Linked DNA regions of Homo sapiens: region 1 is linked to region 2. A link is a loop called in an ENCODE intact Hi-C map of the cell type or tissue named here. Cell type or tissue: dorsolateral prefrontal cortex. All regions are shown on one strand. Each heading gives the region's core, and the rest is flanking DNA. Links, peaks and the distances in the headings are about the cores only. Region 1 has its middle 16 kb from the start of LINC01727. Region 2 overlaps LINC01727 (long intergenic non-protein coding RNA 1727).

Region 1 (15,587 bases), core at 2,600-10,599, 54 kb after region 2:
ATAAGTTTCCTTTCTTGCTCAAGCCAGTTTGAGGTGGGTTTTTGTCAAGTGCAGTTCAGAAAGTGCTGATACATGAAACATCACAGTGCACCCGCCACCCCACAGAGGGGGATTCCAGCCTCTCTTCTGGAGGCTGCCTCCATCAGGCAACCATCTTCAAAAAGGCCCCAGGATGGAGCAACAGAACCCTTAGATGTCAGTCAGTGTCATCACCTCCCTGCTTATATGGGAAGACTGGGGGACAAAGAGGGGTAAGGAATTGCCCCAAGTTGTGCCTTCGACAGAGCCAGATAGGATATCAGCCCTTGGCTCTATCAGTAGGCACACCCACGCCAGGGGGCGGGTGAGAGCCAGCAGGGAGCGCCACCCTGGTCTCCTTCACAAGGACACCCACTGTAGGGAGGGGATCTCACTACTTCATGAAAAGTGGCTTTATTATTGCCCACTTCTCAATGTCTCCGTGTTTCTAATTGCAATCTAAAAAACACACCCTTTTTTTTTTTTTTGAGACAGGGTCTCACTCTGTCTCCCAGGCTGGAGTGCAGTGGCGCAATTCAGCTCACTGCAAGCTCCGCCTCCCAGGTTCAAGCGATTCTCCTGCCTCAGCCTCCTGAGTAGCTGGGATTACAGGCTCCCACAACCATGCCTATCTAATTTTTGTATTTTTAGTAGAGACGGGGTTTTGTCATGTTGGCCAGACTGGTCTTGAACTCCTGACCTCAGGTGATTCTTTTACCTCGGCCTCCCAAAGGCTGGAATTACAAACATGAGCCACCACCCCCAGCCAACACACCTCTTTTTAAAAAGCCATATCAAATCCATGATTCCTGGGATGCTATTGCTTAGAAAAGTATTTGTCGAACTGTAGCCTTCTAATTAGCAACATCAGAATCACCTGAAAAATTGATAAAATGCAAATTCTCAGCCCCTCCCCAGACCTACTGCACCCTGAGGGGGAGATCCAGCCATACGTCATTGAACAAGACCTCCAGGTGATTCTGATACATGTTCAACTTTGAAAGCCACTGGCTACGGCTAAGTAAATTTTTTAAATTGGTTTAAAATTGATTTAATGAAAATTACAAAGTAAATGTAAATGATTTGTGAATATAGCAAAAATGTAGGAAGCTGTACAGAAGTGATTAAATATGAAGAAGTGCCATCCTATAACATTGAAGCCTCTAGGAGTGCAATGGAAGGAAGGTCTATAACAGCCCAGGGAGATTAAACCCACCCGCAAACACTGAAAGAGTCCCCCTATGCTGGCAAGGGGGGCTTTATCACTTGTTTGTGTGTTGTTTTGCTGAGGGACAGAGAGTTTACCTGTTTGACCGTTTATCCCTCACTATTTGGAAAACTATAAAATAGAAGAGTCCTCTCTTTTAAGATGATCTACCCAGATGACTTGGGGACTTTCCCTTTGTTATAGATAAACAGGTTTTGGCCCTAAGGCTTTGAACATTTCCCGGTGAATAACAGTCACTGCCGGTTATACAAACCCAGCTCACCTTGAGCACATGAGACCCAGTGAAACCATCCCGTCACATGGGAAGGGTGGGCCTGAAAGAGCCTTCACAATCACAGAGCATCCATAACGACCTTGAACGCAGATTCTTAAGAAGGACCAGGGATGCACGTGGTTTCCTTGATAATGAGAGCGTGGATTTCAGGCGGGGCCCTCGGAATGCTTGAACCCAGCCCCACCAGGGGCTGCAGTCCCTCGTGAATCTGACGCATCTGCTCAGAACAGCCTTGAACCACATCCATGAAAATCATTGTCGCCACCGTTGGACCCACCTCCCCACTGAATAGGAGAGCAGAGTGCTTTGTTGAGACCCCTTTCCTAAAGGGTTCGTCTATTTCTTTAACCATGTTTATGTGGGATTCTCTGACATTCAAAAGATAGCAGACTCGCATTTAATGTCTTTATAGCGCAGCACTGTGTGTACCCTCGACTCCAAATGCAGAATGTAACTCATGAGCATAAAAGCTCTAAAGAAACCTTGGTCACTCATGAGGATGGCATAAAATCCAGAGGTGCTGTCTCAAGATGGGGTTCATCTGTCCCTGAAATGAAGACACAGTGGTGGTCTTTAATCAGAAGACAGCTCTGGGGATTAATTGGTGTGAGAATGATGAAAAACAGCATTGTTTCTTTGTAGTCTATTTCTTTTTGTCGTTATTTTTTATTTTTTTTAAATTGGGATAAAATACATATAACATAAAAGTGATCATCTGAACCATTCTTAACCATGCAGCCCAGGGCATTAACACACATTGTTGTGCAGTCATCACCACCATCCATCTCCACAACTCCTTTCATTTTGCAAAACTGAAACTCTATGAGTGAAACAACTCCCCGTTTCTCCCTCCCTCAGCCCTTGGCAACCACCGTTCTACCTTCTGTCTCTACGAATTTGACCCTAGTCTGTTTCTGAGTGAGACCTTTACCCGACTCGTTACTGGGTAAATCCTAATGAGAGTAAAATTGTCTCAGCCCCTCAGCGAGCAAGTTTCAGATTCAGGCATCTCTGGGATACCGGTATGACCATAAAGCAGAACTCACAGAATGTGGCCACAAGTGGGGGTTTTCTGCTCAGTATTTTGCTCTGGATTTGTTTATGTGAACATCCCTGGGGTAGCAGCAGGCACACTGGGTTTAGATTCAGAAGAATTGGGATTGAAAACCCAATGCTTCATTATCTTGGAGAAGCCACCTGCTCTCTCTAAATCTCTTAAGTTGGTTCTCATTTTAATTTTTCTTTTTTTTTAATTTTTTTTTTTTGAGACAGAGTCTTATTCTGTCGCCCTGGCTGGAGTGCAGTGGTGCGATCTCAGCTCACTGCAACCTCCGCCTCCCAGGTTCAAGCGATTCTCCTGCCTCAGCCTCCTGAGTAGCTGGGATTACAGGCATGTGCCACCACACCCTGCTAATTTTTGTATTTTCAGTAGAAATGGGGTTTCACCATGTTGGTCAGTCTTGGCTCAAACCCCTGGCCTCAAGCGATCTGCCCTCCTTGGCCTCCCAAAGCTCTGGGATTACAGGTGTGAGCCATCGCGACTCGTCTGGTTTTTATTTTTAAAAATCAGAGGATTTCGTGTAAAAATCTCAATTTCCAGAATCTCTTGAAAAAAATTAAAAATCAAAACAAGCACCCATTTTTTTTAATGTCCAAAAACTTCAAAAAGGCACTTTACCAAAGAAAGATATACAAGAAGCTAATATGCCCAAACAAAGATGCTCAACATCATTAGTCATCAGAGAAATGCAAATTAAAATCACGATGAGATACCACTTGGAATGACTTAATCAGTAAAGCTGACAATACCAAGTGCTGAAGAAGGCACAGAACAACTGGAACCTGCATCCATAAGCAGCCTGGTAGCTTCTTATAAAGTTAAACATGCACTTACTGTATGTCCTCCCCTACCCTAGAGAAATGAAAAATTATCTTCACACAAAAATACACACCTAAATGTCTATAGCAGGTTTATTCATAATTACCCCAAAATAACGCAAATCTTCTTCAACAGGTGAATGAAGAGAAGCACTGGTCCATTCATGTCCTGGAAAACCACTCAGTAATAAAAAGAACACATGACTGGTATGACCAACATGAGTGAATCTCAAATGCCTCATGCAGTGGAAAAGAAGCTAGACTCTAAAGACTGTCCACTGTCTGATTCCATTTCCATGACTTACTGGAAAAGGCTAAACTTCAGGTCAATGGCCACCAGGGGCTGGGGTGGGGAGGGTGTTGCTTAAAATGAGCATGAAGGAATTTTGTGGGGAGTGCCAGAACTGCTCTATATCTTGATTTTGGTGGTGGCTACACAACTATTGTATTTATTTGCTGAAAACTCACAGAACTGCACACTAAAAAGAGTGAATTGTCCTACCGATAAATCATACCTCAGTAAACTTGACCACCGCACCCCACCCTAAAAAAAATACCTAGCACCTCTGGGCCCACCTTCCTGCACAGCCACAGTTGGCGGTTAGGCAACGGGCACTCACCTCCTGGCTTAGCTTGGGTTCCCTCCGATGCGGTTCCTGTGCTCAGGACAGGCAGCTCCCCTGTGAGGGGGTGGCAGGAAGCAAAAGTGACGAAGAAGAGTAGATAAGGGCGCATTGATGATTTGGTTCATCTGAACAGCAGTCACCCTGAGGCACTTTGTAGAACCAGCCTCCACATCCTCCGGGTTCTTCATTCGCAGGTCAGGAGGCTACCACACTTACCCGGTCACTTTCCTCGTTGTTGGAGTCACTCTGCACACCATGAGCAGCCCCCACCGCTGTGCTGGGTAACAAAAGCTCCTGCAACTTGGGAGAAAGCTCTGTTTAAAAATGTGGGGCCATGCAGCAAGCTCTGCAAGGTCGGAGCTGAGTATGGCAGGTGTGGCCAAGAGCAGCGGCGCCACTGGGGGATGACAGAGGCTGCAAAGCATGCCCCCCGCCCACCTCCATGAGGAGCCCCACCTCAGCCCTGTGCCCGCTTGTGTCCTTGGGCCAGCCCAGGGAAGGGTATGAGCTCATCACTGCTGCTGGGTGTGATACAGCGACTGCTTATAAACAACAATCGGGGTGGATGAGGGGTGGAGAACACGAGGCTGAAAATGAGTAAACCTGGTTTCTATTTCTGGTTCTTCCAACAACCAGTTCTGAGACCTTGAGCAAATCATGCCCCTATAACGGGCCTCAGTTTTCTTCTGTGTAAAATGAAGAGAGATAGAATTAAGTAAGCTCTCCAGTCCCTCTGCCATCCCTTAAAAAGCTATCATTCCGTCACGCCTCCAAGGAGTGTCTCTCTCTGCAAAGTAGTCACTTTAGAAAGCCATGGTACATGGTACAGTTCACTGGAATTGTTCAAAACATGTCAAGGCTTAGAACACATGCTTTTGGTTATCTCCAAAGGTGAGGAGCTCCCAAATCTGGGGACGGATTATATTTTGGAATTTCGATGTTTATGAACCATATGGGGATCAACCTGGAAAAAGCTTGATCCAAAACCAGGTATAAAGCAGTGCTTCCAAAACGTGGTCTGAGGACAGCCTGTGTCAGGGGCACTCGGGTGCTTGTTACAAAGCAAATGTGCAACAGACCCAGATTGAGGGACCTTCTACAAAATAACTGACCAGTACTCTTCAAGATTGCCAAGGTCATGAAAGGCTAAGAAAGACGGAGGAACCATCACAGATGGGAGGACACTACAGAGACATGACTGTGAATGCAATGTGGGGTCCTGGCTTCCACCTGAGAACAGGAAAAGGACATAGCAGAAGAGCTGAGGGAATCCAGATAAAACCTGGAGTTCAGTCACTAGTATTGCATCCATGGTAAGTTCCTGGTTTTGACCATTGCACTATGATTGCATAAAACAATAACAGTGGGGTGAGCTGGGTGAGGAATAAACAGAACTCTCTGTACTGTTTTTGCAACCCCTCTGTAAGTCTAAAATTACTACAAGATACAAAGGATTTACAAAACAGAAATATATATTGCTGCAGCCACTGTTACAATTACTACTAAAAGATAACACTCGTTGAAGGTTTACAATCCACCAGGAGAAAGAGTAGATGTGGGTCACCTCCCTACCACCACCATCCTGTTGAATCCAATTTCCTGGACTTGGAACTCAGAACCTTCCTTTTCACACATTCTCCAGGGGATTCTAACACAAGCTAAAGTTTAGGAGCACAAGCAGTAAAATAGTAAAAACTTTGTGTGTGAGTGTGTGTGTCTGTGTGTGTGTGTGTGAGAGAGAGAGAGAGAGAGAGATCCGAAGATAAGACAGGGGAAATATTAACATCAGTCAGATTAAGCTGGCGGGTACATGGGTATCGATCATTTCTGTTTGGGTAAAATATGAAATCCTTTTTTAAATTAAAAAATTTAAATTAATAAATTTTCTGAACTGATTTGGCCTCTCAACTTTTCCAGCCTTCAGCTCATCATGTGCACTCAAGCTGCAGGCCTGAGAAACACGTCTGGGAGTCGTCATCACAGGGGAAAGGAAAGGGCATGAGGACAGTCTTGAGTGTTGCCCTGTATCCTGGCTCAAGACTCAGAAGGATCAGCAAAGAGAAGGAAGGCAGGAAGGAAGGAAGGAAGGAAGGAAGGAAGGAAGGAAGGGAGGGAGGGAGGGAGGGAGGGAGGAAGGAAGGAAACAGGGATAAGAAAACAAGGCTGAGGAAGTCAAACAGAACTGAGAAATATGATTTTCTTGTTGGGTTGAAAACACAGTGTTTTGTGTAGATATATGTATGGGTGTATGGGTCTACCCAAAGGTTCTGCTTCTTTGTGGATAGACAAACTTTTTGTGGCTTTATGTCCTGTGCCTAATGTCAAAAGCCATCCTAATTTGTTCCAACTCTGGGCCCCGAGGGCCAGGGGTGAGTGACACAGGAGGGGAGTTTTCACAATTTGTTTTGTTCTGAATTGGCAGTCAGTTCCAACGAGAGGCAGAAAGGAATAAGATGAAGACTCACAAAAACTCAAATGTCATCTTCTTTTACTCCCTCTGTCTCTTAAACTCAACTCTGTAATCATGGGGAGAGCCAAACATTGCACATTGCCATCCTTTCAGCAAGCTCGTTCACTCTGAAAATGTCAGCTCAAGGTCAAAATCACTTCTGAGTCCTCAAAGACTCAATCCCAAAAGGCCGGTCTTCTAAGAGCAGGAGATCCCGAGTAGAAAGAAAAGACCACCCAGCCTCCCCTCTAAGTGCACAGTCCAGCTCCTGGACCACCTGCCCTGGTGGCCCACCAAGTCCCCGGGCTGCCTGCACTGGATCAGTGCCAGGGCGTTGGAACAAGTCCTCCTTTGAACAAAAAGACGCCTAACAGTACCATTGAACAGACACACTGCTAGGATCCCTGCACCCACTTCCTGTGAAAATTACTAGGATGTTTACATCAAAATCACAACAGCATTTAACTGGAGAGAAGGGGCAGAAAAAACAAATACGATGGTTCAATTGTCTTTTATTCTGCATTTCTTGCATTTCAGAACCAGAGAAAGTGGAGAGGAAAAGAAGAAGCACTTCTATATGCAGCTTAAACTTTAAAGATCATATTATTCAAGACACAGCTTTATTGGGGGAAAAAATAGGGATAAAACAAAGCCAGATGAACTTAATGCGAATGGGATGCTTTTATGGAATCACCAACGTTTCCATTGTTCAGCCTGAATTGCCCATATTTTTGTATTCACTGCAGACAATGAGTTCTTGTGACATTCTGGCATATATTATACTGGGGGAAGAAAACCCAACCTGCTTTATTTGTTCCATTTTCTGCTTTTAGATGTAATGGAAATGTTAACATGCTTAACATCCGTGGCCTCTCTTCCAGCCTCGCTTCACTTTTCGTAGTTATCATGAGTCTTAGTGAGGGTACGCGGTGCTTCCAGACAAGAGGTGGTGCATGCTAATGTAAGCTCAAAGCCAGCCTGCTCTATATCCTTCACCGTGCAAACTCTCCCTCTCATTCTTTTAAAGACTTTCACGGCATATAGTCTCCATTATGATTAAAATGATCTCAACTGTCCTTCAGAAAAGAATGTAAGGCTTTTGACTACGTGAACCAGTTCAAGGAAAATCTCCCAGGAGTCCAGGACATGAAGATCACATTGTCGAACCTCTTTTATAAGCATTCAATTCCACCTGGTTTTATAGCTGCCTCACTCCCCTCTCTGGATGGGTTTCTCTTACATTAATTGATAACACTATGTCTAATTTGAAGTTCACGCCAAAGGTGGGAGTTATATAAATAAACGATTTCAGCTTCATGAGAGTAGGAGAAGGCAAAAGTGCTCTCATATTTTTAAATCCTCTACAGGACTAGAATGACCATTCCATCTCAGTTGCCTGCTTTTCCAAAAAGGTGTGCATAAATTTCTTTCTTTAAAAAAATGTGTGCGGACGGGCTTGGTGGCTCAAGCCTATAATCCCTCAGGTGGATCTCCTGAGGTCAGGAGTTCTAGATCAGCCTGACCAACGTGGTGAAACCCTGTCTCTACTAAAAATACAAAAATTAGCTGGGTGTGGTGGTGGGTGCCGGTAATCTCAGCTACTCGGGAGGCTGAGGCTGGAGAATTGCTTGACCCCAGGAGACAGAGGTTGCAGTGAGCCAAGATTGCACCACTGCACTCCAGCCCGAGTGACAGAGTGAGACTCCATTTCAAAAAAAAAAAAAAAAAAGTGAACTGTTCAAACTCTACACATTTTTTTTTTTTGGAGACAGGATTACCCAGGCTAGAATGCAGTGGTACAATCACAGCTCCTGGGCTCAAGCAATCCTCCCACCTCAGCCTCCTGAGTAGGTGGGACAGGTGCATGCCGCCATGCCCAGCCAATTTCTTGTATTTTTTTTTATAGAGATGAGGTCTCACTATGTTGCCCAGGCTAGTCTTGAACTCCTGAGCTCAAGCAATCCTTCCACCTCAGTCTCTCAAAGTGCTGGGATTACAGGTGTGAGCCACTGTGCCCAGCCCACATTTTTTTAAAAGGGGAATTTTCACCTGGTAATAGATATTTTCCTGTATGGTTACCCTTTGGGCCTGTCTTTACTATTTCCATACTGTCACAAATCCCACCACCAACTCCCTGCAAAAACAGGGAGAGAACCTATTATACGGAGAAAGATAGAGATTTGGCTGCCGAAAAGCTCCAAGTAAGTGGAAGGACACTTCCCAGCCCACCAAACCCTCCTCAGATGAATCAGGAGAGGCCTCCTGGTCTCCTTTGGGGACCTGAGAGGGATGGAGGGGGAGGACCGTGAGGAAGGCTCTGCAGCTCAGTTCCATGAGGTTTTCCCAGGTGGGTTCATCTTAGGCTGGGTCCCCAGCATAATGCTGGCACCTCCATGAACATAGAAGCCTCATAAGGCCCCAAAGGGGGCTGCAAGAGTAAACAGAATATGATTCAGCCTTAAAAAGGAAGGAAATTCTGACACATGCTACAACACGCATGAACCTTGAACACATTAGTGAAATAAGCCCATGACAAAAGGACAAATCCTGTAGGATCCCACTTATATGAGGTACCTAGAGTGGCCACATTCATAGAGACAGAGCCTCCATTCATATCATGGAGTTTGCCAGGGGCTGCATGGACCAGGGAATGGGGAGTGATTGTTTAATGCATACAGAGTTTCCATTCTGGAGGATGAAAGGTTCTGGAGATGGACGGTGGCGATGGTTGCACAATATGGATGTGCTTAGTGACACTGGACTGTACCCTTAGTAATGGTTAAGATGGGAAATTTTATATGTATTCTACCAAACACACAAAAAAAATTTTTCAAGCAACCAGGAGTAGCAGACAGCCACTAGACAGTGTTTTCACTGGTACTTCCCAAGGCATCTGAATTTCCAACCATGACCATTTGTTCCTGTGGGGTGGCCCATAGATCCAGCTTCAGAAGTCACCCACACCTTTATAGGAGCCAGAGCCTGGAAAATGCCACCTCTGTGGATGAGGCTGGATAGTGCTGTCTGCCCCACCACGGTCTCTCTCAGCCCTCGATGGCCCCTCCAAGACTCCAAGGGAGACCCTCCTTCCTAGATGTCACTTCAAGCTTCTCTCTAGACCTGCCAAAGCCCACAGCTTCCTTCTCATCCACTCATGAGAATCATGATCCAGCAAGTAGAAGAAAGAGACAGGACAATATTCTTTTTTGCTTGGTTTTGCTGTGGGCGCTTTATACAAAACACTAATTTAATATGATTATAATAGTAAAATACATTAAGCACATTTTTTAAAAATCCAGTTGCATTAACAACAAAATAAATGAAAATTAAAATAATAAACCAGGACAGCACAAAAATTTCAAATGATGCCCTGTGTTGTCAAAAGGGCAGAAAAACCAACACTTCTCATAAACTATGAAAGAGTAAGCTCTTCCTGGAAATCAATTTGGTTAATACACATAAAAAATCTTTAAAATTTGCACTTACTTTAACCCAATAACTTTATCTTTTAAATTATTTTATTTTATTTTACTCTAAGTTCTGGGATACATGTGCTGAACATGCAGGTTTGTTACATAGGTATACATGTGCCATGGTGGTTTGCTGCACCCATCAACCCATCATCTAGGTTTTAAGCCCTGCATGCATTACATATTTGTCCTAATGCTCTCCCTCCCCTTGCCCTCACCCCCTGACAGGCCCCGGTGTGTGATGTTCCCCTCCCTGTGTCCATGTGTTCTCATTGTTCAACTCTCACTTATGAGTGAGAACACGTGGTGTTTGGTTTTCTGTTCCTGTGTTAGTTTGCTGAGGATGATGGTTTCCAGCTTCATCCATGTCCCTGCAAAGGACATGAATTCATTTTTTTATGGCTGCATAGTATTCCATGTAAACCCAATAATTTTAAAGAAATAACTTATAGGGGCTCGGCGTGGTGGATCCTGCCTATAATCCCAGCACTTTAGGAGGCCAAGGCGGGTAAATGGCTTGAGCCCAGGAGTTTGAGACAAGCCTGGGCAACATGGCACAACCACATCTACAAAAAATGCAAAAATTAGCTTGGCATGGTTGCATGCCCCTACTGTAGTCCAGCTACTTGCGGGTGCTGAGAGAAGAGAATCACTTGAGCCCAGGAGGTTGAGGCTTCGGTGAGCTATGATTGTGCCACTGCACTCCAGCCTGGGTGACAGAATAAGACCCTGTCACAGAAAAAAAAAAAAAAAAGAAAGAAAGAAAAGAAAAAGAAAGAAAGAACTTGTAGGAATTTACAGTGAGAAAATTATCAATGGATTTATATCTCTGCCACCAAGCACAGTGCATGGCACACAGAGGTGCTCAGTAAATGTTTGCACAATGAATATTATTTACAAATAATATAAATTTTATATATGTAACTTACAACTTCTAATAGCTGTGTTAGAAGTTGAAAATGGTTTGCAAAGGAGGAACATCTACTATCTTTACTTAGCAAATATTATTTATCCAAAGAAAAGCAGCTGCATGATGCATCACAGTTTTGTTTTCTTGTGTTGTTTTTTGAGACAGGGTCTCTCAGTGTTGCCTGGGTTGGCCTCAAACTCCTGGACTCAAGCAATCCTCCAGCCTCAGTCTCCCACGTAGCTGAGTACATCACAGTTTTCAAAGCAGTTTCATATGCATCACTTCCTTGGCCCTCACAGCAACAATGAGGATATTACCAGCCCATTTTATAGATGAGGAAACTAAGGCCTCGGAGAGATTAAGTAAATTGTGAAAGACATTTGAAAATGAAGAGTCCTTGAAACAACGTGTTCTTTCAGTCCAAGCTCCCCAGCTTCCCGACAGCCCGGGTGGTAGGTTTTCTCCACCTCTTCCTTAAGTCAGTTCCAGCTCTCCAGATTAAACTAGCAAGCACCTAATTTCCATTCTGACTCCCAGCCATTGTCTCTTCTTTGCTTCTTGTGGAAATGATGTAGGAGTTGCTCCCTTGAGCACTCACTGTAGCTTTAGATGTGCTTCCTCTCTGCAGCATGAGCTACTCGGCCTTACTATTCCCCGTACTTAATTTGAGAATATTTGTTCAATTTGAGTGTGTTTTTGACCTGCCAGGTATCTGTGAAACAAAATAACTCCTACTGATAGCTTCTTATCAAGAGTAATTTAAAACATCCATCATCTACTGCTGAATGTCAAAATAAAGGTTGAGAGAAATTCCTGTTTCCCTAAATATGTTTTCTTTTCACTCTTGTCAGCATCATTGTCAATCCTGAAATTATAGTGTGCCATGGAAGACCTCAGAAATTGAGGCTTCAGAAACTGTTACAATGAGAACATACAAATCAGCCCGTGGTTCCCAAAGGCCCTGGACATAGTCGCCCCGGCAGAGGAGCCTGGGACCAACCTGTGCCAGGATCCGGAAACAAAATGAGCACCCTGGAGAGGCAACTGTCCCTCCTTGTAATCCTGGGTGGAAGTTTATAGTATTCAATTAGTTATTCCAGAGCCTTGTTGGTGTGCAGACTATTTTCTACCGCCCTCCTGACAATGATTAAGCAGAAGGAGGGAGAAAAGGACAAATCTATATTAATAGCCCCCTCTATTTAAACAACCCTGTGATTTTCATCATGTGGAGGCTGGAGATTGTGTTTTTTCAGTTCTTTCTGTCACCAACTCAGCTACTGGATGTACCTGGGTACACACCTGCCAACAGAGACCCAGCAAGAGATGGAGGCTGGAGGGAGAGGCATGAGCTTAAAGCACCAGCCATAACAGAGAACTTACAGAAAGATAATGTCATTCAGTGTTATCTGGTAGAAAACTCCAATGTTCCTAAGATCCAGCTAAGAAGTGCTCCCATTCTCCATTCCCAAGGTTCACCCCTGGAACAGTCTGGAATTGTCTTTAGAGGAAAAGAATTCAATCACTTCAGAAAATCAGCAAATATATATTAAGCACAAACAAAATTCAAGGTATGGTATACCTGCAAATAGATTGAGATATGAGAATTTTCCCATCTTTAAGGGATTTATCATTGTAAAGGAAGTTATTAGAAGTAGGACCTGGGACGTGGATGGTAGGCATAGGCTGGCTGTTCAGAGGCCTATGCACAAGCATTCCCTGCCACAAGGGTGGAGCTCCATTTCCAGCTTGTGACTGCTGGAGAGACAGTGGTGTGTGGAGTTGGGGGGCATTATATGGATGTGTGCCCCTTTAAGAAGGTTTTGATGGGCGGGGCGTGGTAGCTCACACTTGTAATCCCAGCACTTTGGGAGGCCAAGGAGGGTAGATCACTTGAGGTCAGGAGTTCAAGACCAGCCTGGCAGACATGGTGAAACCCCGTCTCTACTAAAAATAAAAAAACTAGCCGGGCATGGTGGCAGGCGCCTGTAATCCCAGCTACTCGGGAGGCTGAGGCAGGACAATTGCTTGAACCCAGCAGGTAGAGGTTGCAGTGAGCAGAGATCACACCACTGCACTCCAGCCTGGGTGACAAAGTGAGAATCTGTCTAAAAAAAAAAAAAAGAAGGTTTTAATGACTAACTTCAGTAGCCTTGTTACCTGCCTGAGCAAGCCCACTCCAAAAATACCCTCTTGTCCCCCAGCCACTTTGCAGCTAGCAGTGGTCATAGGGTAGGGTTCTGGTTTGGGCCAGCGAGATGTCTGCTGGGAGAGGCTTCCAGAAAAGCTTTGCATTCCAGATGAACACACAGACTCAGCTGGTACATTTGTTTGCCATTTAGTGTGCTCCACCCTTCTCCCCCTTCTCCCTACCTGGAAAAGAATTGTGAGGCCTCCAGGGACAGGGGACGGTAGCCATTTAGCCACCACAAGGCAACATGAATCATTCATATTCCAAAGCCCTAGGGATGTAGAATTGAAACAGAAGTGTCCTCTACCCAACCTCGACTACCTACTCAAGACTTCCTGTTATGCAGAAGGAAAAAAGTCCCTGTTAATATCTTCCGTAGCAGTCAGGTGTTTTGTGGTTTGCAGCCGACTTCACCACTAACAGAGATACCAACACGCTTAAGTTATGCGACCAATAGACACAGAAGATGAAAGTCGTTGCAAGAAATTTCCATTGTCTTGATCTTGAACTGACTTCATCAAGAATATTACCTATCTCTTCAGCTGTGAAACTTCTGACCAATGGAAGAGGATTTGCAGATTCTCAGGGCAAAACCAGATGAAATGGTTGGCAACTGTAAGGTTTTTATTTTATTGCAGGTGGCATTTAAGGCCCTCAGCTGAGTGGGTGCCTACGCGGCAACGTAGTTAAAACAAATGGCATAAAGCAGGTCTTCTGGTCACTGTGGAGTGGCTTACTAACTCAACTGCTCCAACCAACAGGCTGCATTTGGGCTTTTCTAAGACAGGAACCCTATCTTCTCCAGATATTATTTACTTTCCTTTACTTTCCTCCTTTTTTTTTTTTTTTTTTTTTTTTTGAGACGGAGTCTCACTCTGTCGCCAGGCTGGAGTGCAGTGGCGTGATCTCGGCTCACTGCACCCTCCACCTCCCGGGTTCAAGCGATTCTCCTGCCTCAGCCTCCATAGTAGCTGGGACTGTAGGTGTGTGCCACCACACCCAGCTAATTTTTGTATTTTTAGTAGAGACAGGGTTTCTCCATGTTGGCCAGGATGGTCTGGATCTCTTGACCTTATGATCCACCCACCTCGGCCTCCCAAAGTGCTTAGATTACAGGCGTGAGCCACTGCTCCCGGTCTTACTTTCTTCTTTCAAAGGGTCTCCTGATTCTGTTCTCACTGGGAAGCAAGGCTTCCAGAACTAAAGGCACAGAAGTAGACCATGGCTGGGAACCGTACTCTGGGATAAGACCTCTGAATGAATGCACTACTTTTTTTTTTTTTTTTTTTTTTTTGCCCTTGATCAAGTTTTTTTTCATTTTTAAATTTTTAACTGTGCTTAAAAAAAACATAAAAATTTACCATTTTAACCATTTTTAAGTGTACGGTTTGTAGGGTTAAGTATATCTACATTATTGTGCAGATCTCCAGAGGTCTTTCATCTTGCAAAGCTGAAACTTTGTGCCCCCTGAACAACAGCTCCCCATTCTCCCTCCCCAGCCCCTGGCAACCATCATTCTACCTTCTGTTTTTATGAATTCGTCATTCTAGGTAGCTCGTATAAGCAGAGTCATACAGTATTTGTCTTTTAGTAACTGATGTATTTCACTTAGCATAATGTCCTCAAGGTTCATCTATGTTGCAGCATGCGACAGAATTTCGTTTCTTCTTTAGGCTGAATCATATTTCATTGTACGTGTCTATATACCACACTTCTTTATCCATTCATCTGTTGGTAAACATTTGGGTTTGCTTCCTTGATCATGTTTTTATTTCTTTTATCTCCCAATCATCAATCCCTCCTGAAAATATCATTTAGAGTGCCTTCACTTGGATAAAAACTATTGGTTTCCATCTATTATTTCTACTTGAGCGTAATCATTCAAAAGGGAAAAGCCTAGGTGTTTGAATGTTCAGGATTATATTGTAGCCATCACAGGCCAAAAATAGGATGTATATAGAGGTAAGAATACCATGAATAGCAGCTATGAACATTCTAAAGAAATTATCCACAGACCACCAAAAAATTAATCCAACATTTCAAGATGGTATTTGAGACAATCCCTAGACTATTCTCTGCCCTGTTCTGTGAGGTTAAATGCATGCTTTACAATAAATGGAAGGTTTTTAAAAACATAGCTGTAATGTCCTGCAGCTCCCCCCATCAAAAAGTTAATTCTATTTCCCCATCCCTCAAGTCAGCTGGCTTTGAGCCACAGAACGTGACATGGTCCAGAGCTTAGGCTGCAAGGGAACTTACAACCTTCACCTTTGCCCCTTGGAACACCCTTTGATGATGTTGAAAGCTACTCTGTAAGGAAGTGGGTGAAATCTCCTGGAGGGCAAGGGCCACGTGGAGAGCCTACCCCAACTGACAGTTCCAAGTGCCAGCACTGAGTGAGGCCATGTAAACCTTCCAGTCCCACCCGCTTCAAGCTAAATACAACCGCAGAGGAAAGCCCTGGAGAAGCCAACAAAGGAAACACCCAGCCAATCCACACCACCACAAGAAGTAATAAACCTCTGCTGTTTTAAGTCACTATGTTT
Region 2 (15,587 bases), core at 4,623-12,622:
ACCGTATTGTGAGAACCCATAAAACCATTCTGTTTTTCACTTTCAGTACAGTATTCCATACATTACATGTGATATCTAACACTTTATTATAAAATAGGCTTTGTGTTGGATAATTTTTTCCAACCGTAGGCTAATGTAAGTGTTCTGAGCACATTTAATGTAGGCAAAATTGTTATAATATTCAGCAGATTTAGTGTATTAAATGCATTTTTACTTACATTTTTTCAACTTATTATGGGTTTATGGGATGTAATCTCATTTTAAGTCAAGAAGTGTGTTTATTCAATGACTTGATATAGATTCTGTATTAGAAAACTGTATTTTAGCAATGTATTTTAGCAATTCCCAAGTGTACCAATTATATTATGCTTAGGTAAGGGTGTGTCTTTGTTCTTAAGAGACACACACCAAAGCATTTAGGCATCAAGTGTTATGATGTCTATAGATAATTCCAAAGTGTGATAAAAACTAATAGAGAGCAGATGTGGCAAAAGGTTAACACCGGGTGGATCTACATTTGGTGAAGCACTTACAAGCACACATTGCACTTGTTCGTACAATTTTTTTCAAAGGCTGTTTTTTTTTTCCTAAAGAAAAATAAAGGAGAGAAAAAACTGATGAGGAAGCCTAGTATTGACAAGGTCGTGGGGCACTGGAAATTCTCCTGCGCAGCTGTTGGGAGTGTGAGCTGGCACATGCTGCCTGGAGGGAAGTCGGGCACATAGTAAAGCATAAATCGAGCATACACTTTGACCCACAAACTCCACAGCCCACCGCTTTCAGGTTAACTTAGAGAGAACTCACTAACGTGCAAAGATGTATATGCCCTAAAGTTTCACTGCAATCTTATTTTTTATACCAGAAAAGTAGGAAATGGCTTAATGTCCATCACTGGAAAACTGGTAAGTAAATTATGTTCATTTCTAGCCTACTAGTCAAGATCCTGGGCTCTGAGGTCAGATACCCTGGCAGTGCTGATCAATTTTCTTGTGCCACAGCCTGTTCATCTGCTTAATGGGCATAATACAAACTCCCGTTCTGTAGAGTCATTATGAGATTATGCAAGACCATGTATGTGCCTGGCATATAGCAGGTATGAAATCAGTATTATATACCATTAGCTTTATGTAATTGATAAAAAACGATGAGGCCTACCTTTATTTATGGACCTGGAAAGACGCTTCTGTCATAGTGTTGAATGAAAAAGTAGGTTATGGGATAGAGGAGTACAAGGTCTGATTGCACTTGTGTAAAAGTACATTTTTAATTCCCGTTTGAATATATTCGTAGCAAGATGTCTGGAAGATTGGCCACCTAAGCGTTAATAATGGGTCCCTAAGGTGAGGACGCTTCCAGTCTTTTATTTCCTTCTTTGTACATTTCTATATCCTTCCTTTTTTTCTTTTTTTCTTACAACACATGTAACAGTTTTACAATCAGATTCTATTTAATTGTAAAAATATTAATAAATCAGATCCATGGATCTTGCCTGCTCAGACCTGACTTTGTCTGAAGGGTTGACCAGATGCCCTGCTGATTGAGACCCCAGAGGCTACTTGCCTACCTTTGGTACAAGTCACTGTCCCTTCTCTCAGCCTGAGTGTTCTCTCTGCCAGGCACGCCGGAGGCATTTACGTGTTCAGCTCTTTGTTCTCTCCATGGGATTATGTTTTCCCCACATTTCTACCTCATTTTCACGCAGCCTGCAGCGTGTGTGTGAAGCATGTGTTTGGCTCAAGGGATGACAACACACCTGCAGAGGATTCACTGAAGCCTACCTTGGGGGGCACTCAGCTCTTTTCTGGGTGTTTTCTAAGGGCATCCACACTGTCCGGCAGAAATCCAGTTTGCAGCACCGTTTCCTCCCCAAGCCTGGTTTTCTGCAGCCTGGTCCCTCACCAAGGTGCCAGGATTGAGCTGACCACGAGATGGCAGTCTTTCCTTGCATCAGGCTGGCCGAAGCCTGCATCCCCAGACCTGTGTGCTTCTGAATCCAGCTTCTGTGCTGCCCGAAGCAATTTCAGCAAAGAGATTATTGACTAAAGAGACCTTCACTAAAGAAGAAAACAGTAGGATTAAATATTCGGAAACAGAAGAACTCGAAGAAGAAAATACAATTTCCCAACGTCACATGCTCACCCATCCTTCTCCTCTTCAACAAAAGTCACAACAGTTGTGTGTCCATTTGCAGTCTGGGGTAGAATTAGAATTGCCAAGCATCCCAGTGAGGTCTGAATCCACATTCCTTTATTTCTTTGTGCCACTCAAAGCCAGATATTGATGTCTGAAAACAAGATACATAAGCTTCATTATTTAAGTGTCTCTTCCTTAAACAAGACCGCTTTAATACTTAACAAGGTAGGGAAGCTACATAATTTAAAATCTATGCGACAAGAAATAAGAAATTATTTGTAGCGGGCTCCACTTTTACACCCACCAACAAAGAAAGACATTCACAATTTTTTGCCTTCCCAGGGCCCCAAAATACAACACAGGCCTGTTCTCCTGCTCCGGGCAGAAGCCGCAGCTGAAACTGTTCTTTATCAGCTTTTCTTTCTCAATATTTACCAACCAATAAATCTTTTTTCCCCTAAGACAACTGACATTCGAATCCTGTTCATGTGGAGGCTTGTTATCCAAATAATATTAAATAAACTGCTTCATTTTCTACTGAAAAAGTATGAAGATGGTTTTTGTTTTCTTTGCTGGTCAATATTGCAGAAGAGAGGGGCTGCTCTCATCCATGGGAAGGACAGCTGCCTGCCTGCAATGAGCACATCTCAATCTCCGAGCCTCCTGCAGAGGTGCCTCCTCTCTGTCCTGTCCTGGAGCCATGAAAGCTCATCTTCAGGCTCCCACAGTCCCTGCTCTGTGGCACCAGCAGGGTCGAGCCTGTCTGTACCATTGTCACGGTCATAACTGAGGACCCCATAGAATGTTGCCGGAGCTGCAGGAGTATTTTGCCCATTTTCCAAAGTGGAATAAGTCAGTCTTTTGAGAAAAATTACAATTCTGTTGTTCCACAAGCCAATTCCAGCTTCCTTTTTTTTTTAGACAAGGTCTCACTCCATCGCCCAGACTGGAGTGCAGTTGCGTGGTCATGTCTCACTATAGTCCCACGTGATCTTCCCACCTCAGCCTCTCAGGTAGCTTGGGATTACAGGTGCACACCTCCACACCCAGCTAATTTTTTATATTTTTGGTAGAGATGGAGTTTCACCATGTTGCCCAGGCTGGTCTTGAACTCCCGGGCTCAAGCAATCCTCCTGCCTCAACCTCTCGAAGTGCTGGGATTCCAAGCATAAGCCAGGGCGCCCAGCTCAGCTCCCGCTCTTTCCTCTGTCAGAGGAGTGTGTAGTGCCAATGGTCACAGAGCTGGCCAGAGGGGTCAGGAGGGAGGACGTCTGGGCTAGCTCTTCTGCTAACTTCCTGGGAGGATCAGCAATGAGACTTGCGTCTCTGGGCCTCAGTTTCTCCATTCATACAAGGAAATGTTGGACCTGACTTTCTTTTAAACCTTCCCATGTTGCTACTTATCAAGGATCTGAAATAAAGGAGGAGGCTTTGGAGCTGGCTTGGTCTTAGTGGAAATTAAACATCTGAGTCCCTAAAGAAACTTCTAGGGAAGAAAAAAAAGCTTTTGAAGATTAATAGTAGCAGATAATATTTACTTGGAGATGTCTCTGTCCTAGGTACCATTCTAAATTTTGGTCATATGATTTAATTTAACTCCCATAACACCCCCATATTTTTGTACCCACTTGACACTCAAGGGAGCTGAAGCACTGAGGGGTGCCTGACTTCCCCAGGGATCGCATCGCTTGGAAAGATTGGAAAAATGGGAAGCCAGGTGGCTTGGCTCCAGGGTTCATTCTCTTAACTTCCTAACCCCACAGCTGGCAGCAAGCCCAGGAAACCTCTGAGGGCTGCCGCAGCCAGGGTGGGTTGTGGGGTGGAGCTGGAGCTAGAGGCTCTGGCAGTTGGAGTCATGGGCCCTGGCCTTGAGCACTGCTCTGTGAGTGCTCTTGTCTCTTTCTCTCGTCTTTATTTGGCCTTTACTCAGATAGACGTTGCCGGGGTGATAGTCATGCTCATCAGTATACCCAGATTTCTGACATGATTTTATTACTACATAAATAAGACATGAGTAATGTTTCCTCATTAAAAAAAAAACTCCAAGAATTACAAGTAAGACTAAAAATCCCCTTTGAGCACCACTGCTCTCGGTTTCCTCCTCTCCTACTACAGGAGATATTGTCATCGTTTTGGATGTTGCACTACAAATTATTTTCTATGAGGTATGTACCCTTAGAAAACCTGTGGTCACGCTTTGTAGTTTATGAGGTTCTGTTTCCTTCAGCAATGCTATCGTGCTGCGTGTATTATTTGGAAATCGCTTTCCTCGGTCAACAGTGCATCTTGAGACACTTCCATGTTCCCACTTACAGATATGTCTTGTGAGCATCCCATTGTATGAATGAATCTGAGTTTATCTGTCCATCCCCGTTTTGATGGCCATTTAGGGCATTTCTAAATTCGTATTTTTCCAGAAATTGCCATAATGTATTTCCTTTCACATACTGCCTCATGCATGTGTACAAATATTCCTTTGGTCTAAATGATGAAAGTGAAATTGCTGGGTATCATCATATTTTATTAAACTGACATAAATATCATATGAGATTTTTATAAAGGCTCCCCCCAAAAATGTTGGGATTTGAAACTCTTTATTAACCTCAAATTGCTATAAGTGGTAACAAAACATCAGTAAGATTTGAGGGCCATGAGATGCAATAATGGTGAGAGAGGAGTGGGTGATGCCTGTGAATTGTAAGGCTATGCTTTTCCCTTCCACGCAAGAAAGCACAGCAGAATGAAAGAGGGGTGAAAATGACGTGAATCATGAAAACTCTTAAATGCATTAGAATTGGAATTTTTTAAGTAACATACTTGCAAACATGGCTGAGATCTGCTGTGATTTACCTGCAGGATCCGTCCTTCTGCACAACCCATGCTGTCAACCAGGAGCTATTCTGTCCCCACCGACTCAACGAGGCAGCAACCAGTTCTGTACATGAAGATTCCAAGGGATCCCAAATGGCACGTGTTAGAACAGACACTATCCAAGAAGGAAAGGACATATCTGTCAACCATGCTACAAGTGTCATGCCACCATGGAAGTTGATTGCTAGATACTGAGCTGGCATACACCACACACACACACACACACACACACACACACACACACACACGCTGAAGCATCCTCAGAATTCCTGCAACTCCAAGGTTCAAACGTCCAAGAAGAATACTGTGGGGTGAGGACTGTGTGCTTGGCCAGGCTCTTTGGAGCCTACTTGGTGTCTCTGAAGGACTGGAAATAGAATTTGCTTTCAGTTAAAGGAGCCCTAATACCAGTCTCTGCCAGAATGCCAGAAGTTACAAATCCTCATGCCCTGTCCACCCTCTCTCCAGTGGAGACTCTTTGTGTGTGTGTGTGTGTGTGTGTGTGTGTGTGTGTGTTTTCCTGTTCAGTGTTTTTTCTTTTTCTTTTTTTTATTATACTTTAAGTTTTAGGGTATGTGTGCACAATGTGCAGGTTAGTTACATATGTATACATGTGCCATGTTGGTGTGCTGCACCCATTAACTCGTCATTTAACATTAGGTATATCTCCTAATGCTATCCCTCCCCCATCCCCCTACCCCACAACAGGCCCCAGTGTGTGATATTCCCCTTCCTGTGTCCATGTGTTCTCATTGTTCAATTCCCACCTATGAGTGAGAACATGCAGTGTCCGGTTTTTTGTCCTTGCGATAGTTTGCTGAGAATGATGGTTTCCAGCTTCATCCATGTCCCTACAAAGGACATGAACTCATCATTTTTTATGGCTGCATAGTATTCCATGGTGTATATGTGCCACATTTTCTTAATCTGATCTTAAGATCAACCTCAGGCTAAAAAACAAAGAGTGAACAAAGTCAGTCTGTATGGAACCCTAACATTCTCTGTCTTGGCGCTTCCCCTGCTGAAGACAGCCCACTTCTCTTACTTCTTACACCTGGGTCCCACATATTTTACGGCTTTTTCCTTCGCACCTTTCCCATTCCAACTCTGCCTTCCTGAAAATAGCTTCTGTTTGCTCTCTAGACCTGTGCTAGTCAGTGAGTGGTCCTGGGCACCTGAGCTTGTGCACTGAAGATTTGTGCTGATCTGCAGTGAGATGGGTGGAGATTTGGAGGGCAACCACTTAGAGACTTTGATACCAATTAAGCAGGGTAACTTTAGGTCTGTTAAATCTAATAATAATTTTAGGCTTGAATTTTAGTGTATATTTTTATTTCATTTTCTTAGTAATTCATTGTCATTGCATTGTATTTTTATTTTTATTGTTTTAGAGACAGAGTCACTCTGTAGCCCATGCTGAAGTGCAGGGTTGCCATCACAGCTCACTGCAGCCTCAAACTCCTGGGCTCAAGTGATCCTCCCTCCTTGGCCTCCAAAGCACTGGGATTACAGGAGTAAGCCACCACACCCAGCCTGTTATTGTATTTTATGAAAATGCTCACCTATGGTGGATTGAAAATGCACTTAAACATCTATTTTTAAGTCAAGATGTCCTCTCTCTGTCTCTTAACTTTCCATGACTTGACTAGCAGGCACATTCAAGGTACTTCATGCATCATGAAGCAGATGGAACAGGCGGCTCTCCATTCTAGAGATCCCTGGCTGTAAGGGTCTGTCCCTTTGCTAGTGTGGGAGGTCAGCCTGCCTTGCAGAATGAACCATACGGATTCAAAGACTAATCCCAAATATGCCAGGATTGTCACTTTCATTTCATTAGACTTTCTAAGCCCAATGTAAGTGTTGTTTATGCTGAATGGTTGTGTTCCCTACACCTGGTAGAAAAGAAGCCAAGTTCATGAAAAGGCAGGACAGCAGGTGGTTTGTATGATCGTGTGTTTAGATAAAGCCACCTGCTTGTAAAGAGGCACCTTGGATCTTTTGGGCTTTTCCTCTCCAGTGTTCCAGGAGGAGTGCAATTTTTTAAAAGTCCACATGTGAAGACTTTGCCTTTTGAATAAGACCTCCAAGAGTAACCAAGATTTTGCAAGGTTTGTCTCAGCCCTTAAGGGCAAACATGACCAAACATTTGCTTGAACTGATGCTCCAGTTGTCTGTTGCTGGGTACCAAACCTCCACAAAACTTGGTGGCTTAAGCCCACAGCAAGTTTGTTTGGTTCCTGAAGATGCCATTTGCACAAGGCTCTGTAGGAAGAGTGCATCTCTGCTCTACTAGGCATCAGCTGGGCAGCCCAAAGACTGGAATGGAGTCATCAGAAAGCCCCTCACTCATGGCTGGTGCCGGCCCTGGGGAGATGCTAACAGCTGGGGCTGGACAAGCAGGGGGTCCTCCCTGACCCCAGCATCTCTCTCTGTCCTTATGTGGTCTCTCCACATGGTCTCTCCAGCCCAGCAGCTTCAGGGCAGTTGGACTTCCCATGTGTGCCAGGCTCCCAAGGCACTTGACCCAAAGAGAGAACCATGAGGAAACCCTACCACCTTCCATGACATAGCCCCAAGGTCACACATTCTATTCACCAAGGTAGTCAACAAAGCCATACCCTTGCAACAAAGTGCAAGGGGAGGGAAACAGACACTACCTCTTGGTGCAGATGAGGCAAGGTTCTGGAAGAGCATGTGGAACAAAAATACTGATGCAACTGCCTTTGAAAAATACAGTCGATCACCACAGATACACAGCTACAGAAGAAAAACGTGCAAAGAGTTCACTGACAGTGTCGAGCAAGGCTAGGTGTGAAGGTGCTCGAGGGGCAGTCAGCTCTGCTTCTCCAGCTTTGATGCCTGCGGTGGCCCAGATGTAGCTGAGAATCCCCCAACCCACTGTGGTCATGGCAGGCACTTGAAGCCACCTCTTCAAAGAAGAATGAATTGATGGGACCCTTTGCTCTTTCCCACACATTCCACATGCATGTCTGGAGTCAGAGTCATTGCCTGTGGCTCTGACACCAAGCCCAGCTAAATGAGTGGTCTGCCCTGATCTGGCGGGGCCATCCAAATCAAGAGCCCCTGCCTCCATGCAGCCCTCCTTGATCCTTCTCCTCTGGCAGGATGCAACATTCCATCTTTTGTGCCACAGCTGGACCCTCCCATAAGCTCTCTACCCGAGTGTGTTAGCATGTCAGTGCCCTGAGTCATTGGCTTGTGTTCCCCGAATAGCCCATAAGTCTCTCAAGGCCTGAGGCCACATCAGCTGTTTGTCATATGCCTCACTGTGCCTGGCACAGTGACTAGCACACACAGGCCAAGGACTTTTGACTGCTGTATAACAAGAAAAGAACAGGCAAAATCCCAGAGATTTCAAGCTGTTTGTTTTGTTTTCATAAAGAGAAGTTGAAATTTTATTTGGTTTATATTTGTTTCATTGGGAAACCCACTCATATACACACACTTATATGTATCCTTGATGTGGTGAACATGCATTTGTATGTGAGTGTGTATGTCTGTGTGTAAATGTGTGTATGTATATGTGCATATTTTGGGTAAGAATAAGTCTGTGACTGTGTGTATAAGTGTACAAAAAGTGTGTAAGTCTGTATATAAATGTGTTTGTGTGGGTGTGGAAATATTTTTGTGTCTGAGTGTGCATGTGTTTGTGTGTGTCTGCATTGGTTGTTCATGTGTGTTTGTGTGTAAATGTATGTCTGTATGTCTCTGTGCATATGTATTTATGTTTTTGTCTATGAGTACATATATGAATGCATGAATATATGTATGCTTGCATGTGTGTCTACACATGTGCATGTGTATTTGTGTGTGTGTGTGTGTGTATGTGTGTTTGTCTGAGAGCATGCACAAAATCACCCATCCAAGAGGCTGGCAGTGGGTCTCTAGGCCTGGGCCAGGAGGCATCCTGCCTTCATTGGTAATTCCTCCAGCGTCCCAGGAAAGCCATCTTCACTTCCTCTCCGGGACGAGGAGCTAAGCAGAGGTCAAGTGACTTGCCCCAGACCCCACAGCAAGTCGGTGGCGGCTCTGCGAGGGTCTGATTGCCAGGCTCACGCCCCTCTGCAGGCCGAGCTGCCTCGCTGTGGCATGTTGGCACCCGGCCCAGGCCGCGCCGCCCGGCTCTGAGAGCTCCCATTGTGGCCGAGAAGTGGCCGAGTGCCATGGCCTGGCATCCGCAGGTGACGGCAGAGGGAGGAGTGACTCCCGAGGCGACAGGAAAAGGGCACCCCTCATTTTGTGTGGCTAAAGGGTTGGAAATAACAGACGTGTAAAAAGGGGAGGGGGAGAGAGGAAACCAAAGCTAATGAGGAATAATGAAGACGTGGAGAGGGACACACACGGAGAACGGTGGGAGCCGTGGGCAACGCGAGAACCCCGCACTCACACAGCAACAGGAAGCAGAGCCAGCCGGAGGCCGCCGGCTCAGGAAACGTTTTGTTTCCTCCTTTAATTGGTGACCCCGCTCAGAGTTGCTGGAAATGGGCACAGCCCGAGAGACTCGAGTGTGGCTGTGGCAAACAATGGGCTGCTGAATGGCCTGGAAAGGCAGCCAAGAGTGGGCGCAGTCCCAGCGCCAGTGGATCTTAGAGTGGCTCTGCTGGGCACAGAAGGAGGGCTCTGAAACTCTCCCGAATTGTGCTCCCAGCTGGGCTCTCCTGGAAACCCACCTGCACAGAGGTGCCCGTGAATGGGAGAGCTCTCCATGAGAGATGCCCAAACGCCACTGGAAATAGAATCACATGAAGAAAACTGCACTCACCGGAGCATGTCTCATCTAGTGTGGCCAAAGGAGATTTTTTATAATAAGCTTCTAGGGGTAGGGAATCAGAGTTCCCAGGAGTCAAGCTTAGGTAACTACAGGTGGTCAGTGAACTTCTACCTAGAGCGGATGGTGCTGGCTAAGAACTGGCTTTTGTTTTGTGGGCTGGGGCCTGTGAGTTAGGGACTAGGCACAGTCACCTGGGATGGCCAAGAACCTGTCAAGCCACCACCAGCTGCTGCTGTCCAGCACCCCTCCCAGACACCTCTCCTCAAATGAACAAATATTGAAACATCTGTTGAAAGGAACACCAAATTATTCCCCATACCTGGGCTTGGCCAAAAGCAAGACTTGTTCTAATACCAGGAAAATTAACCCAAAGTAGAAATCTTAAAAAAGGGACAAATTGTAGATAGAGACAGGGCATACTATTTGTCTTCCTCTTCTCCTAAGACACCTTGAACATGGAGGAATCAAGGAATAAAAATCTCTTAAGATCAAAGGATAACAGTAAGGAAACCAACAAGCAAAAGATGAGAGGTTTCTAAAAAACAATGCTAGGGCCTGCGTGGCCGGAGTGTATTGATGAACAAGGCTGTGTGAGGGAAACGGTGGCTCAGAAGGCACAGGAGGGGACAGCAGGGAAAGGGCCACCCTGCCAGCAGGACACAGGCTCCTCAGCCAGCAGACCAGGGCTGAGCAATTGAGGAAAAAGGACTGCAAAAGAGGAGAGGAATTAAAAACGTACTCCCAACCCACTGCACCATTCATTTCTTACACCCTGCCCTACTTTTCCTCCAACTCTGAGCACAAAGAGGGCAGGCTGCCCACCCAGCTTGTACCTCTGGCTCCTGGGGAAGAGAAAGACAACAGCGACGACAAAGCTTTCTTTTCTAAATTGAACACGCTTTCTAGGAGTTAGGATCCAGGACTCCTAGAGTGTGTAAAAGCACCCATGGCCATGCCCTCCTCATTCTGGCATTTGGGGGTCCCCAGGCCCAAAACCTCCTTGCCTGCCTCTTCTCTCTAATGTGAAGCCTATCAGTCAGTTAGCCCTGCCCTCATGCAGGCGCCTCACCCAAGCCACACAGCTTACAGCAGCAAAAGTGCACACCAAGTTACCTAGAAAAATGGATCCATGTCTTCCTTCTTAAAAATGAACACCGAAACAGATCACCAAGAATATGGAGAATACTAACTACTACACAAAGCAGAAGCACCAAACAAACAAAACTAAACAACGCCAGAGGAAACAAACACAATTCAGGCAACCAAAGAAGAAATTAAGAAAAAAAAAACTCTAATTAATGACCTCAGAAGGATTTGAGATTATATCACATCTACAAAACAAGAATGAAATGCTCTAAAAAAATGAACAAAAAATAAGAAAGAGCTCTTGGAAATTAAAAATATGTTTTCTGGTTTTGAAAATCAGATGGAAATGTTGAGAAATAATGTCAAGGTAATTTTCTGGAATCCAGAGTAAATACACAATGGCCAAAATCATAATAGAGAAGATACAATGCATAGAGAGTCAATTCAGGAAAATGATCTGAGCATTAGCAGTTTCAGATGAAATGCCGGGGCACGGGGGTAGTGGAGAGGGGATTATCAAAGACATGCAATGACAGAAGAAAGGCTGCCAGAGAATTTAATCTGAATCTTCATCTTTAAATGGCCCACAGCATGCCAGCAAAATGAGTGAAAAAGGATTCAGAACTGTGTACATACTTATGAAATATCAGAATCCCAAGGATATAACGAAAATATAAAATGCTTAAAGACAGAAAACTTAGATCATATACAAAGGATTGAGGATCATACTAACATCAACAATACTGGGTGTTATTAGCCAATGCAGAAAAGTATTGAAGTTTCTATCAGAAAATTAATTTACAATAATTTTATACTCAAATTAATGTATGTGAGAATTTTATACCCAACCAAACTATTATTAAATCTGAGATAAAATAAGCATATTTTTAATAATTCAAGGACTCAGAAGGTAAATTTCCCAATATCTTTTTCACAGAAATTACTTAAGGCTGTGCCACAACAAAAGAAGAATAAAAATTAATAGACTGAAAGAGTCATATACAAAAAAACAGTAGAATGAGCCCTAAAGTGCAACTAAAAGAAATGCAAGGGTGAGAGTTGTAAAGTAGGTCTATAAAGCAAAACTTCAAATCAGAACAGAAAATAAGTAGGCTCCACAAAGAATATATTCATGAAAGACTGGGATGAAACCAACTGATAGAATCAGTAAGAAGTTTAAAAATAGCTGTGATGTGGTGACATATCTCTACAAGAAAAAAATATATAGTAGTTTTCCCTAATTCTCAATGAATATGTTCCAAGAACCCCAGTGGATACCTGAATCCACAGATGGTACTAAACCTTATGTATACTGTTTCTTCTATACAGACCTACAATAAAGCTTAACTTATAAATTAGGGACAGTAAGAGATTAACAACAAAAACTAATAATAAAATAGAAAAAGTATAACTATATATTGTAATAAAAATTAGGTAAGTGTGTTCTCTTTCTTTCTCAAAATCTAAAAACAGTTGACTGCAGGTAACTGAAACTGCAGAAAGCAAAACCTGGGATAAGAGGAGGAGTACTAGGGAAATAAAACTGCACAAGAGAATCAAGCTCGCACTGCAAAACAGACTACACTGTGACATGATTGTGAGAAATCAATGGTGGGTAAAAGGGGGACTCTATTTGCCCTTGGTGCTAGAAACATCCTCCTTTGAGTGATGTAGGATTCTTGGCATGGAACTCATGAAGAAGGAAAGGCAAAACCACTTGGCCCTGCAATTCTAGATAGATATAAAGGCATAATAATGTATACTTAGTTTATTGGTTTTCAACTTTTAGAAACAACTTATAGGGAAAAAAATCTCAAGATTATTCAAATGTTATTACAGAAAGTAAATGTTAGCAACGTAAACACTGTAAAAATGAAGACAGAACTAAAAATACATATAGAAAAGTAGAGAAAAGGTGGAAGAGAAAGGAGGGGAAATATCTGATCTTAGACTGAAAAGAATCAGAAATACAAACTACCATCAGAGAATACTATAAACACCTCTACGCAAATAAACTAGAACATCTAAAAGAAATGGATAAATTCCTGGAAACATACACCCTCCCAAGACTAAACCAGGTAGAAGTCAAATCCCTGAATAGACCGATAACAAGTTCTGAATAGTTCAACCATTGTGGAAGACATTGTGGCGATTCCTCAAGGATCTAGAACCAGAAATACCATCTGACCCAGCAATCGCATTACTGGGTATATACCCAAAGAAATATAAACCATTCTACTAAAGACACATGCACACGTATGTTTATTGCAGCGCTATTTACAATAGCAAAGACATGGAACAACCCAAATGACAATCAGTGATAGACTGGATAAAGAAAATGTGGTACATATACACCATGGAATACTATGCAGCCATAAAAAGAATGAGATCATGTCCTTTGCAGTGACATGGATGAAGCTGGAAGCCGTCATCCTCAGCAAACTAACACTAGAACAAAAAACCAAATACCGCATGTTCTCACTCATAAGTGGGAGTTGAACAATGAGAACACATGGACACAGGGAGGGGAACAACACACACTGGGGCCTGTCGGGGAGTGAGGGGCAAGGGAAGGGAGAGCATTAGGACAAATACCTAATCCATGTAGGGCTTAAAACCCAGATGATGGGTTTATAGGTGCAGCAAACCACCATGCCACATGTATACCTATGTAACAAACCTGCATGTTCTGCACATGTATCCCAGGACTTAAAGTAAAATAAAATAAAAAAGAATTAAGATATAGTGTCTGTACTTGACGGAACAAAAAATAGAAATCCATATATTTTGCTTAAAATTAACTATAAATTTAAAACTAAATCTTTGTTTGGGCTAACCCAGAAGCAGATCCTAAATTAAGGATTCAGCCACAGGTGGTTTATTTGGAAGGTGAATAAAACATCGGTAGAGGAATAGGGAGGTGGGATAGGGAAAGGAAGCAGCCTTGAAAGGGCCCATTATCAAGCCTGCCATCCCTGTGGGTGATCGCTGCACAGGTGGGAAGTCAAGCTCAGATCAATAAATGCAGGTGCAGCCAGCTGGAAATCGGGCCAGTGTGCCCCTGAAGTGGTAAGGGCAGTGGGATATGGTTATGGCAACAACAGCCGCCATGTATGTCTATTACAAATTAGAAAGGGAGACACAGTTCCAAGTAGGCATGTGCCGTGCCATAGTCTAGGACATATCTAGGTAATAGGTGATGCCAAAGCAGAGGGAGGTGAAACTAAATGCTTAGAAGAGGGGATAGAGGAGATAGGCTGATTCACCCTGAGGAACCAGTTCAGGCTAAGGGGTTGGAGGAGCAGCTGTTAAAGAAAGGGGGTTGAGGTCTAAAGATCTCATGAAGAAGGTGGAATACTTCAGAGGGGAGCTGACTGAGTTCTGTTTAAGGAGCAGCCAGAATGCTGAGGGGAGGGAAAGGGAAATGGAGTCAGAGAGTGGAGTGGGAAGGGATTGGGGCTGCCTTTCTATTTCCCTGGAATTAGGGCTACCTTTCTGTTTTCCCAACAGTAATTCTAACTCAGATTTGCAACCACTTGCAGCCACTTCTGATGCTGAAATCCCTACCTCTGGCTAAGAGTAAGCACTCAATCAATATTTGCTGAATGGCTGAATGAATGAATGTGAATCCTATTGGAGTATAACCAGGTATTTCAACTGCAAAACACCCTCTATGAACTGAAGCTGGTTGCACCTTGTGAGGTGCCTGGTTGAGACATTTTGTTTTACCATAGCCATTCTGCTGTTAATAATAACCACAAACATACAATAAACCCCTATGTCTTCGATCTGAGAAAAGGATTGGAGTGTATGTAGTTATTTGAGAGATTACTTCAATAAACATGGGTAGGGGAGTGAGGAAATAAGGCAGGGAAGAGCGCCAATGAGCAAGTTAGTGCTATGAGCAATGGAGGCGCAGCCCTTCCAGCTTGGGAATTTGGGGAGACGGTGTAGAACATGAAGGTGGATTGTTGATTCACAAATTCCCATCCACCATGGTTGAGAGCTGCTTCCAGTGGATCAACGCTTTCCTTCTCCCCCCACCCCACTCCACCCAATCCCCACCTCCAGCCCTCCCTACCCACAGTAGAGCTTTCTTCCCAAGCCCCAGGAAGCCTCAGGTGGAGACGTCATATATGCTTAGGAGGAAGCCCTTGATAGTGAATGCTGAGGGGATATGAATGGGGCACTGACTGCATTTGCTACAGATTACTGAATGCCAGGCACATTGAACAATAAAAAGAAAAAGAGCTAGCTGGACTAAAAAACTGAATGAAGGCCAATATATCAAGAATATAATGAACAAGCGGGAGAATGGTAAGATTAAGCCAGAAAAGCGGTAAGAATCATGGAGGGCCCTGTCAGCCAAGTGTATTAATTGGGATTGGCTACATTATGCCAAGCAGTAACAATTGGGAGGAAGAAAAAAGAGCACAGATATCAGGAGATAGAGAAAATCTGGGAGTTATAGTGAACCCTAAGCTCAATAAAAGTTATAAAGGTAGCATGTGAGAATGGTGCCCTTAGGAGCACTTGCACATGTATGAAATGTGGGGGTCAGGGATCAGCCCTTTTGTTTTAAGCAGGCTTGGTTGAACTCTAATTGTGTCTAGATTTAGTCTTCTCACTTTCAAGTGTGTGTGGAAAAAACAGTAGAGGAGATTTGGCAAAGAGCAATGAAGAAAGTTGAGTTTGCATAACCAGC

The links. Hi-C counts contacts between places; a loop is a spot of excess contacts. Peaks named below come from ENCODE experiments on the same cell type or tissue, not always from the same donor. Only the 100,000 strongest peaks of a DNase experiment are listed, where the experiment ranks them.
Region 1: it touches region 2 in a loop (1.8-fold over the local background); 3 of 110 quality-filtered maps call a loop at or near these places.

What each region holds. Positions count from the first base shown.
Region 1 is chr20:21,546,372-21,561,958 of GRCh38, reverse strand. No RefSeq gene overlaps it. Among named protein-coding and RNA genes, the nearest start is that of LINC01727, 16 kb to the left of the region's middle. In dorsolateral prefrontal cortex, for the core only: no CTCF peak of the experiment used is centred there; a DNase peak (open chromatin) is centred at 6,789; H3K4me3 peaks cover 1,072 bases; H3K27ac peaks cover 1,477 bases; H3K27me3 peaks cover 601 bases.
Region 2 is chr20:21,602,080-21,617,666 of GRCh38, reverse strand. LINC01727 (long intergenic non-protein coding RNA 1727) reads right to left here. Exons shown (of 4, transcript NR_109880.1): 2 at 4,984-5,119; 3 at 2,140-2,284; 4 at 1,945-2,005. LINC01726 (long intergenic non-protein coding RNA 1726) reads left to right here. Exons shown (of 5, transcript NR_109878.1): 4 at 4,990-5,315; 5 at 6,396-6,880. Among named protein-coding and RNA genes, the nearest start is that of LINC01727, 40 kb to the right of the region's middle. In dorsolateral prefrontal cortex, for the core only: CTCF peaks have their summits at 8,919 and 9,213; DNase peaks (open chromatin) are centred at 8,256, 9,146 and 9,536; H3K4me3 peaks cover 1,052 bases; H3K27ac peaks cover 4,330 bases; H3K27me3 peaks cover 4,481 bases.